2 separate regions of the Homo sapiens genome follow, and region 2 is linked to region 1. A link is a loop called in an ENCODE intact Hi-C map of the cell type or tissue named here. Cell type or tissue: endothelial cell of umbilical vein. All regions are shown on one strand. Links, peaks and the distances in the headings refer to the core of each region. The heading gives the core; the rest is flanking DNA. Region 1 has its middle 160 kb from the start of LINC01972. Region 2 overlaps LOC105374294 (a long non-coding RNA gene).

Evidence for each region. Peaks named below come from ENCODE experiments on the same cell type or tissue, not always from the same donor. Only the 100,000 strongest peaks of a DNase experiment are listed, where the experiment ranks them.
Region 2: a loop joins it to region 1, with 3 times the contacts of the local background. A loop is called at or near these places in 3 of 110 quality-filtered maps.

Annotation. Positions count from the first base shown.
Region 1 is chr3:194,926,209-194,931,582 of GRCh38, reverse strand. No RefSeq gene overlaps it. Among named protein-coding and RNA genes, the nearest start is that of LINC01972, 160 kb to the right of the region's middle. In endothelial cell of umbilical vein, for the core only: a CTCF peak has its summit at 2,147; a DNase peak (open chromatin) is centred at 622; H3K27ac peaks cover 3,465 bases.
Region 2 is chr3:194,982,922-194,988,295 of GRCh38, reverse strand. The region is part of intron 3 of LOC105374294 (a long non-coding RNA gene); the gene reads left to right. Among named protein-coding and RNA genes, the nearest start is that of XXYLT1-AS1, 110 kb to the left of the region's middle. RefSeq lists enhancers at 1-196, 1,489-1,989. In endothelial cell of umbilical vein, for the core only: no CTCF peak of the experiment used is centred there; no DNase peak of the experiment used is centred there.

The DNA of each region.
Region 1 (5,374 bases), core at 68-5,067:
TCTGCTTTGACGTGCTCCAGCCAACACTGTGTAGGAGGAAACTGGGAAGGCTGTCCTGGTAGACAGGCACTTTGTCCTCTCACTCTGGAAAACTTTAAGGAAGATCTTGCATACATTTGGGCATATTCAGAGACGGGCTTGTAAAAGGTTAAAGTGAGTTTTTTAGAAGTTATCAATTTGCTTTTCTCCCTTTGGACATTCTCCAAATGACACTCTTTTTGGAAAAAAATTTAAATAGTCTGAAACTCCATGAAATACACTTTAAAGCTGTAGTGGGCAGTAAAAATGTGGCATCTGTTTAACTGATTGCAATTTCTACTGGAAGGATCTGTGAGCAGCATTTTTAAAAGCTTTTTCTTTGCCTTTGGTTTCTCTTTGTGTCCCATTTGAGTAATTTCCTCTGACATCCTTCTGTCCCTGGGCCTAGAAGCCTGGTAAATAAGCTGGCCCCAGAGAGATCCAGGAGCCAGCAATATCCTGGAAACCTTAGGCCACGAGGTTAAGCACAAAACCGCTCTCTTTCCAGGAAGGAATGATTGAATCAGAGTAACGACCTTGGCTTTCAATTAGTCCTTGTCCAGCTTTTCCCACTGTTTTCCTCTCTGCTGCCTGCCCACCATGCCCCAAGCTGTGGAGGAGCTGGACCTGCTCCAGCTCTCCTGACCCTGGGACGCTGCACAAGTGTATCCTGTCATTGGTGTGTGCCTCAAGACTTCATGGGCCTACAAAGCTGAGCTGAGTCAAGCTTCCTCCCCAACTCCGAGAAGAATGCCTGTCAGGAAGCTCAAATATTTAGAGAATGTGAAATACAGGATTTTAATGGAAGCATTTTTCACCTCCTCTAGAAAGAGGCTATAGAGTTAGTGGTTGGTCTGTCTGCAAATTATTCTTACTCACCCTAGTGTGCCTTCCTGATTTCAACACAACAAGCTCTTGGTGCTTTTGTCTACCACAAAGAGATTTTGGCTGCAGTGATTCTCTCCACAGGTGCAGTCCAGTGGCTGTTGAAATGCAGGCACGGCTGTTAGTAAAGGGACCTGCCTCTGGATGTTCTTCTGCAATTATGGTGCCAGCCATGCTACAGGAAGACGTCAGGCAGGATGTCGAAACGTATTTCTAGATACTGTGCCTGGACTTGAGACCATGATGTTAGCAGCAGGACAGGAGAAACTCTAGTGTCTCTTTTGCTACTTGGCTCCAACACAAGTGGATAAAGTTTTCAATAATATTTTACTTTAAATTGCCATCCTTTCCATGGGAAGTGCCAAACCCTCTCCAGTCAATGCAATAGAGATGTTGCCAAAAGTAAAATTACACAATTTTTGCTTTGTCTGGTATGGTCTGTTGGATGAGTTCTCTTCTTTGCTGAAATAGATACATATTTATACATATCATAATGAAGATGCTTGAGGCTGGGCGCACTGGCTCACACATGTATTTCCAGCACTTTGAAAGGCTGAGATGAGAGGATCACTTGAGCCCAGGAGTTCAAGACCAGCTTGGGCAACACAGTGAGGCCCTGTCTCTACAAAAAAAAAAAAAAAAAAAAAAATTATCTGGGTGTGGTGGCACACGGTCATAGTCCCAGCTACTCCTCAGGCTGAGATGGGAGGATTGTTTGGGCCTGGGACATGAAGACCTGGGTGACAGAGTGAGACTCTGTCTCAAAAGAAAAAAAAATGCTCAAATTAAACATTAAAATAATGAAGTTGAGAGCATAATTCACATCTCTGGGCTACTGAGCTCCAACTACTTCACTGCTTTGGAATTTAAAAAAAAATCCTTGTGTAGCAGTATTGGCTTTTCCAGATGAAATTGGGCTGTACAAACATACTTTGAGATTGTGTGATTTCACTTAAAATGTGTGTCCTGGCTCAGAGACTTCATACAAAATCCAGTAGGTTCAGAGAAACATAATCCTTACTCTTGGATCACTTTAGAAAAAAAGAGTTCAGCCTTATGTGAAGCCAGAACAAAAATTTTTTTAGAGCCAAAGCCTTCCGTGTGGTGTTTGAGCCCGACTATTACTTCGTTGAGTGGGAATAATGGCGGCGGAAGGGAGAAGCCACGTGACTAAAGCAAAGTTCACGGTGTGACCGCTAGGGGATGGATCCGAAAAGTTCACGGCGTGACCGCTAGGGGATGGATCCGAAAAGTTCACGGTGTGACCGCTAGGGGATGGATCTGAGTCACACGGCACCAAAGTATCTTCGCAGCAGCGACTCTGTACTGGCCTGCAGCAACCTCAATTCTTGCCTCCCTGGAAGAAAAAATTTGACTAAGGGACATAAGACAGAATGAGAGACCAAGGCAAGTTTTAGAGCAGAAGTGAAAGTGCATTCAAAAGCTTTGGGGCAGGAATGAAAGGAAGTACAGTACACTTGGAAGAGGTCCAGGAGGGTGACTTGAGAGATCAAGTGCACAGTTTGACCTTTGACTCGGGGTTTTATATGTTGGCACACTTCCGGGTGGTCGCAACCCATCTCCCCTGATGCTTCCCTTGGGGTGGGCTGCCCACAAACATAGTGGCTTGCCAGCACTTGGGAAGGCCGCATGCGCAGTGTTTACTGAGGTCGTGCGCATGCTCACTCGAGGCGTTTTTCCCTTCCCAGTCCAGCATTCCTAGAGGAAGGTCATATACCAGTTAAACTCTGCCATTGTTCCTCTTAGTGCGCATGCTTGAGCTCAGTTACCAAGCCCCTGCGATCTCACTGGGAAGCTGCTGATCGCCAGTTTCAGATGTTTCTATCGATTGGAAGACTGCCTTTCCCTAGTGCTGGCTGCGACCAATTATTATTAATATTTTAAAGAGACAGTTAACAATCACCTGATGGTCGCCTGACATTCCTGGTCGGGGGTGGGGGGCCCTTTCCTGCCCTGCTCATGTCTGACTACCTACAGTAACAAAGGTCCTTTGAGACTCATCCCCCTGCCTCATTCCCTGACTCCCCATCAGCACTTGCTGCTGCCTCTCCACTTGGGAGGAAGAAGGAGTGTGGAGAGACTGAGTAGGCAGGGACAAGTGGGCAGTGAGAATTTGAACATATCTCCTTCAGTGTGGGGTGTATGATTTGCAGATGAGGAATAGACCGATAACATTTCTTTGACTTTGAAAATGCCTTTGACCCCTTGCAACACAAAACTTGCTTTACTAGCTTGGAAGACACATATGACTACATCTGTTTGTAATGTTCAGACTAATCACTTTAACCACCCCCACAGCCAAACTCACAGGAAGTTGGTCCCTCTTGAGATATTCCACCTTGTTTATCTGAGAATTCTTGTGCTCTCTCAGTCTGAAGGGACTTGTTGTGGGCTGAAGAAGGGAAGAACCAAGGCTCCCCCTCAGTCTTTCTCATTAACTGATTGGGTTGGGGAATCTACACTTAGGGAGGTCTAAGTTCCTTTTGTTCTCTGACTCCACATCCAAATGCTGCTAGTGGCCCATGGGGAGCTTTGGAGGAGGGTCTACTTGGACTTCTTTCCTGCCAGATCGTCCCAGACTCAATCATCTCAGCCCATCAGAGATCTTCTAATAGTGGGAATCTTCAAAAGGAAGGAGTCAGTGTTGCTTGTGAACTCTTCTCTCAGGAGGCTTCTTGACCTCTGCAAGTTCACCAGTCTCTTCCCAGAAGAGGGCAGTGAGATGGAGGAGGGACATGCTTATACTTGGTTTGGAAAATCTTCATGCTTGTGAATGAATGTAGGTTTAACCTTTTCCCACTCCCAAGGAGAATTCTGTCCACAGTAGGACGGTCTCACAAGACACAGGAGAGCTATGATGTTTCGTTGTGTTATGCGATAGAGAGTTTGAGGCTGTGGCAAGTGCTAGAAAGGCGTAAAATTTAATCCTAAGAAGTTTACCTTGACTTCAGCTATCTGCTCCAAGTAGAGGAGATACCTGGTAGCAGTGACATTAGTTTCAGAGTCCGCTCGCCTAGGCATGTGTGACTAACTGACAGTATATAGAACCTAGTCTGTGACCAGTTTTCTTTTCCCCAAAATTTTATTTAAAAAATTTCAATCCTACAGAAAAATATCAAGAACAGCTCTATAATAGGCACTTATGATCTGCATACTTTTCTGTAAGTATGTGATACTTCAATAAAAATTAAGAATAATATGATAAACATTCATATATTCTTCAGCTAGATCCACCAATTTTAATGTTTTGCTATATTCGAATTCTTTCTCTTCTCTCCTCCACCCAGACACACACAGAGAGATACACACGAACACACACATGTATTCATTATATATTAAAATGTGTATATATATGCATATATATTCTAATTTTATTTAACTATTTTAGAGTATGTTGCAGACATCATGATTCTTCATCCTTAAATACTATTTATTGCCTAAAAATAGGGCATTCTCCTACACAAACATGATCCTAGTATTACTTTGAGAAAACATTGATACAAAAGTATTATTGGGTAGTGCATGTTAAAGTTTTCCTAAGTCCATTGTATATGGATTTAAAAATATGTAGGATACAATCAAGGATCACACATCGCATTTAGTTGCCAAGTCTCTTTAGTATCTTTTAATCTAGAATAGTCCTCCTGTTTTCTTTTTTTGTTGGTTTTTTATGACACTGACATTTTTGAGAAGTCTAGAGAATTTGAATACTTCTGATTTACAGAACTTGAATATTTCTGATTGTTTCCTCAGGATGTATGTTAAACATTTTTGACAGGAATAGTACCTAGATGATATTGTTTACTTCCCATTCACTGTATTTCATGGTGGTGGGGTGGGGTAAGGGGAACCCAATGTCTTCTGGTCCCATTATATAAAGGTGATGTTAAAGTTTGATCGTTCAATTAAGGTGACGTTGTTTGATTGTTCAGTTAAAGTGATGTCAGTCAGATTTCTCCTCTATGACTAAAATACAACTCAACTTCCAAAACGAATCTCATAAACATGACACAAGATTGAACATTATTAAAAACACACGAAAAGGAGTTTCAAAATGAAGGAGAAAGGAGAAAAGAGTTCATGAACCTTAATAAAGATGAATAAAAACCATCCAATCTGAATATCATGGAAAAAAAAGACTAGACAAAATGAACAGAGCCTCAGTAAACTGTAGGATGATATCCAAAAAGGCCTAAGATATATGTAGTTGTGGTTCCAAAAGGAAAAGACAGAGATAATGAAGCAAAAAAAATTTTTTTTAACAAATAGCGACTGGATTTTCTAAAATTTGGTGAAACACACAAATCTACATATTCCAGTTCAGAAAATTCCCCTCTTTTTCCCTGCTCCCCTGCCCCATCCAAATATACAAAGAAAGCCATACCTGAGCACGTCAAAGTCAAACTGCTGAAAACTACAGATGAAAAGCTTTTGAAAGTAGCCGGAAAAA
Region 2 (5,374 bases), core at 193-5,192, 57 kb before region 1:
TCCACAAAGTTTGTACCCGGTGATGGGCATGGTCCTATTGTTGCCTGGGGAGGCCCTGATCAGGGGGCTGGCAGAGTCAGGGCTGTGCCTTGGCATGAGAGAGTTGGAGACAAAAGCTTTGGACAGTAGGTTGGGTAGGGAACTGGAATGCCCTCTCCCGCTACGTGGCACATAGGAAAGCAAAAGCCCAAAGAGGCTGAATGACTTGCCCCAGGTTGCCCAGCCAGCTGGGGCCAGGCCCCTTTTCCTGCGTCATGCTGCCTGCTGGGCCTGGGCTGGGGTCAGCACACCGATGCCTTTTGGCTGTGTTTTTTCCGTGTGTCTGATGTAGAGAAGAATTTTGAAAATATACTTGGGAGAAGCTTCTTCTCTTCGGAAGTCCCACGCAAAAAACCTCAGAGGAGAGGACGGCCCTGCACGCCTATTGACTTCAGGGCCTCCAGCTGCCCCTCTCCTCCCTTAAGGTCCTCGCAGGGAACCCTGCTAGACTGACGTCTGAGGGTGGTAGCTGTCAGGCATCTGCCTTGTGTGCAGTTTCAGTTCAGTCAGACACTGATGTGTTCGAGAGGAGGCCTGGATTCTGCTCCCAACGTGGCGAGTCACCAACTACATGATTTGGTGGGAAGCCTCAATTTCCTTATCTGGGAGGAGGGAGGGAAGGGGAGTGGGCTGGACTAAACAGCCTCTGAGGCCCCTGGGACCCTATTCCTGCAGAAATAGGAAAGATATTCTGGGGTGTATATAGGTATCTATATGTCTAGACACACACGCACATATGCATATGTATATATCTATTTATATTCATTCTCTCTACATATGTTTATATTCATATATATTTATATTCATTTTTTTTTTTGAGATGGAGTTTCACTCTTGTCACCCAGGCTAGAGTGCAATGGCACTATCGTGGCTCACCGCAACCTCTGCTTCCTGGGTTCAAGCCATTCTCCTGACTCAGCCTCCTGAGTAGCTGGGATTACAGGTGCCTGCCACCATGCCCGACTAATTTTTGTATTTTTAGTAGAGACGAGGTTTCACCATGTTGGCCAGGCTGGTCTCGAACTCCTGACCTCAGGTGATCCACTCGCCTCAGCCTCCCAAAGTGCTGGGATTGCAGGCGTGAGCCAATGTGCCCAGCCTATTTATATTCATTCTATTTATATATAACATTATATATGTCTCAGCTTTGGAGCCTGATATTTCCAAAAGAAGCCTGGCTCATTAAGGAAGTGGAATGAATATAATCCTATTGTCGCACAACACTTACCGCCTACACACGTCCTCATACAAGGGGGTTGGGGAAGACTCAGGTTCAGCGTCAAGCCCACGGCTCTGGGGTGGGAGGGGCCTGGATTCTTGACTCTTTTGTTGCTTAGTTCCATCTTGGATTTTGCCTTTTCAACTTGGCCCTGGTTCAGCCAGGCCCGACTGGGTGTCTAGGCCCTTGGCAAAGCCATTGCATAAGCAGGAAGCTATGCAGCAACTGTGGCACGGCGGAGACTGTGTGGTGAGGTTGCAGAACCAGGTAGGGAGTCTGACTAGACCAGCCCTGACTCAGCTTGTTTCCAGACGACCTAGGTGTGGGGGGCGTTGCCACATCAGTCAGGACTCCCTCTGTTGAGCGTGACAGAAACCCAGCTCACGCTTGCCTACACACAAAGGGAGGCTTTGGGCTCCAGAAATTGGGAAAGACAGGGGTGGAGTGGACCTCAGGCATGACCGGATGGCAGCCTCAATGCAGCCAGCTCTCAATCTGTGAATGGTCACCATTATTTTCTACTACACACAGGATAACCTGGGACGGGGAGCCGTGGGAGGCAGAGGCCCCGCTGCAGACAACCCAGTTTAAATTACCCTAGTTGGTGACTGTGGAAAAGAAAGAGCTCAGAGTATACAGGTTCCAGGGAAGGCTGTGGTCAGCTGCCTTAGGCCACAGGCCCACCTCTGGGACTGACATCATGTTCAGGCCAAGTTAGGGCAGAGGGGACTGCTATGGCAGTGAAGTCAAATCCTAAGGGATGGGCCATGTGGAGGAGCAGTTCTACGAATAAGGTCAACTGCTATCAGAGAGGGGGCCATCAAGATCCTGAGGATGAGATCAAAAGGCTAGCTACCCACTAAAGATCCAGCAGCAGTCAGCATCCAATAAGGAGGGCACAGAGAGTTTCCTATAAAGAACTGAGGTTGAGGCCGGGCGCGGTGGCTCACGCCTGTAATTCCAGCACTTTGGGAGGCTGAGGTGGGCGGAGCAGGAGGTCAGGAGATGGAGACCATCCTGGCCAACTTGGTGAAACCCCTTCTCCACTAAAAATACAAAAATTAGCCAGGCGCGGTGGCGGGCGCCTGTAGTCCCAGCTACTCAGGAGGCTGAGGCAGGAGAATCGCTTGAACCCGGGAGGGGGAGCCTGCAGTGAACTGAGATGTCGCCACCGCACTCCAGCCTGGCGACAGAGCTAGACTGCATCTCAAAAACAAAACAAAAACAAACAAACCAACAAAAAAAACTGAGGTTGAAACGAGGACACAGTCCAGGAAAGCCAGGGCATGAAGGGGATTTTCAGCAGAGCAGGAGTGAAAGTCTCTGCTTTGTAAGTCCTGGGAGGTCCATCTTGGTCTCCAGACTCTTCTCTGCAGTCATCAGGGTGACAGAGACTGACAGGGTGAGCAGAAGTGGCAACTGCAGAAGGCAGCTACTACTATTTCTGTGGCTGAAGGGGCGAAGGGGGACATTTAGAAACACAGCGGAGGGACCCTGCAGAGCCGACTTGAGGAGAGGTCTCTGCGCGCTGGCGCTGGGGCCCTGCAGACAAGGGCCCACTTGCCTGGGATCCCAACCTCTGAGCAGGGGTCTGAGCCGGCTCTTGGGCCACAGGGTGACGCAACTGCTTCTGCCAGAGTTGGAGAAGCTGCAAGCTGCGTTCCGCTGCGGCTCCGGTTTGGCACTGCCGGCTGTTGGCTGGGGAGGGAGACAACGAGCTCCCAGGAACAGGAAGCCCGCAGGAAGCGGACAGGGAGCAAATAGGAAGAGCAAGTCCTGCCTCCCGCACCAGCCTGGAGGTGCCGCTCTAGCGCCCGGGCTGCAGAGCCTACACAGACCCGGCTGGCAGAGCGGAGCCGCGGGCAGAGTCCCAGCTCCAGCATCACCAGTTGGCGCCCAGAGGACGGGCGTGGAGCATAGAGGTCGTGACTGAAAAGCGGCCCCAGAGGTCTCCCTGCAGGCCTTCTGGTGGGTGCGGGAGTCCGTGCGACAGCCATCTCCCTCGGGAGGCTGGCAACTTCTTGAGGTCAGGGACGTGCTGGCTTCGCTGTGCATCCTCCACGGGGCCTGATATCCTTCCCCAGGCAGAGCAGGCCGTCGTAAGCAGGTGTTATGCTGAAATGAGCTGCATGGCAGGAGCCCTTGTCAGGCAAGGTGTCCTGGGCAGCTCCGCAGCCCTCCCTGCCCAGCCCTCAGAGTTCCTGTGTGTTTTCCCGGGGCGTGGTTCCAGGCTTTCCCTGGAGTCCCGCATGGGGCCAGGGTGGGGGTGTTGAACACTGGACCTTGAACACAACTGGGGCAGGCTCTGCCCAGACCTGGCAGATGCACCCTAAACTTCCTTCTCATCCTCCTCCACCTGCAAATGAAGTCAACAGCAGGATCTTAGCTCCACCAGTTACAGACTGTCTGGCTTTGGGCAGGTTATTGGGCCATTCTGAGCCTCAGTTTCCCCAGAATGCCCTCTTCAGTCTCTTAATCCCTGCACCGGGAGACAGGAAGAGACTCTTGGCCCTCTTCATCCCATCCATTCCTCTCCCCTGTCTCCTGCTCCTTACTGGAGTGTGATTTTAACACAACACATCATAATTATGCTTTGAAAGGCAGTCAGTATTAGCAAGGCAGATATCTGTTTAGCTGGAAAAAAAGGAAAGATCCAGGTCAGCTGGGACTTGCTGAGCAGAGCTCATGGACAGCTGCAGGCGAGGCAGGGGGAGCAAAGGGGTAGAGAAGGCGAGGGAGGACAGGGGCTCTGCAACAACCTGAAGGAAGCAGGAGACCAGGTGGGCCCCATGCCCTGGGCTCCTGTGAATTCCAGAGCAGCTGAGCATTTAGACAGGAATCCTCAGGAGAAGGCTGGAGCCCCCCAGCCTCCAGCTGCATCAGGGCAGGACAGCAGGGCGACAGGCCCAGTGGGGTAAGGGACACAAAAGTGTTTATGGACCATGTGGGAATGGGATTAGGCCAGTGCTCAGTAAAGTAGAGGCTCTGATGAGATTTTATGGGCCATATCAAAGGTTTTTGTATAAGTTTTTCTCCCTCTTCCATCTCAAGTTCTTTCATGGCAGGTACTGGGTCTGAGTTTTCTCTGATGGTGCCCAGAGAGTATGTTGGGTGTATCTGGGGACCACACTCAAGTCTGGGTGAGTGTTTGGAGGGGCTTCTGGCAGCGTGGCCTATGCTACTGGAGAGCCATGGGTCTGTAAGCTCAGACAATGGTGTGAGCAGTGGCAGATGTGACATTTCCCAGCCAGGAGCCCTGGCAGGCAGGCAGAGGGGATCAAAGCACAGGGACCTCATTTTCAGCCAGAGAAGGGATTAATGAAGAGCCCAGTGTCCCAAAGGGAGGCTAATTGGGTTCCGAAGAGTGGTAAGTGTTCCTGGGCTCACTTGGCATGGTCCTACCCTCTGAGCCCTGTTTCCTCAAGAATTTAATTTAATGTCCCTTTGTTGAACGCAGCTGTTGGGGGAGGAGTGATTTGGGCTGTTTGGGCTGTTTTGTTTTCCTCCCTCTTTCTTTTCCATCTTTCCCTCCTTTCTTCTCTTGTGGGAAGATGCCAGTGCTTGGTGAACTGGCTGGTTGGGGTGTCCAGACCAACCTTCTCTGAGCAGGCCTTGAGCACAGAAAGCCCTGGGCTCCCTCCGTCTGCTCAGCAGCCCAGCCATCTGCCTTGCTCAGTCCCTGTGGAGACGTTTGCTGGGGCTGCCTTTCCTTGGAACTGGTGGGTGGGGTCTGGCAGGTGGAGAGATACCAGAGCCCAGGCTTCTAATGCTTTTTTTCTGGGATCCTGACATACAGCAGAGACTGGACATACCTCCCCTTCTTCCCTGCTTGATAACCATCCCTGCTGGGCCTCCCAACTTGAAAGGTGGGACCACAGTACTTGTAGAGAAGGACAGCTCTGGAGTTGGCCTGCCTGTGTCTGAATCCTGACTCTGTGTCACCCTGGGCAAGTCATTTAACTTCTTCAAACCTCAGTTTTTGCTCCTGTGAATTAACTAACCCAAAGAGATATTGTGAGTCTTACGTGAGACAACCAGGGTGAAAGTTCAGCACAGGGCCTGGGATATGGTAAGCATGGTGTAAGGATTATAAGCTTTTATTAGTAGGAGAGCATG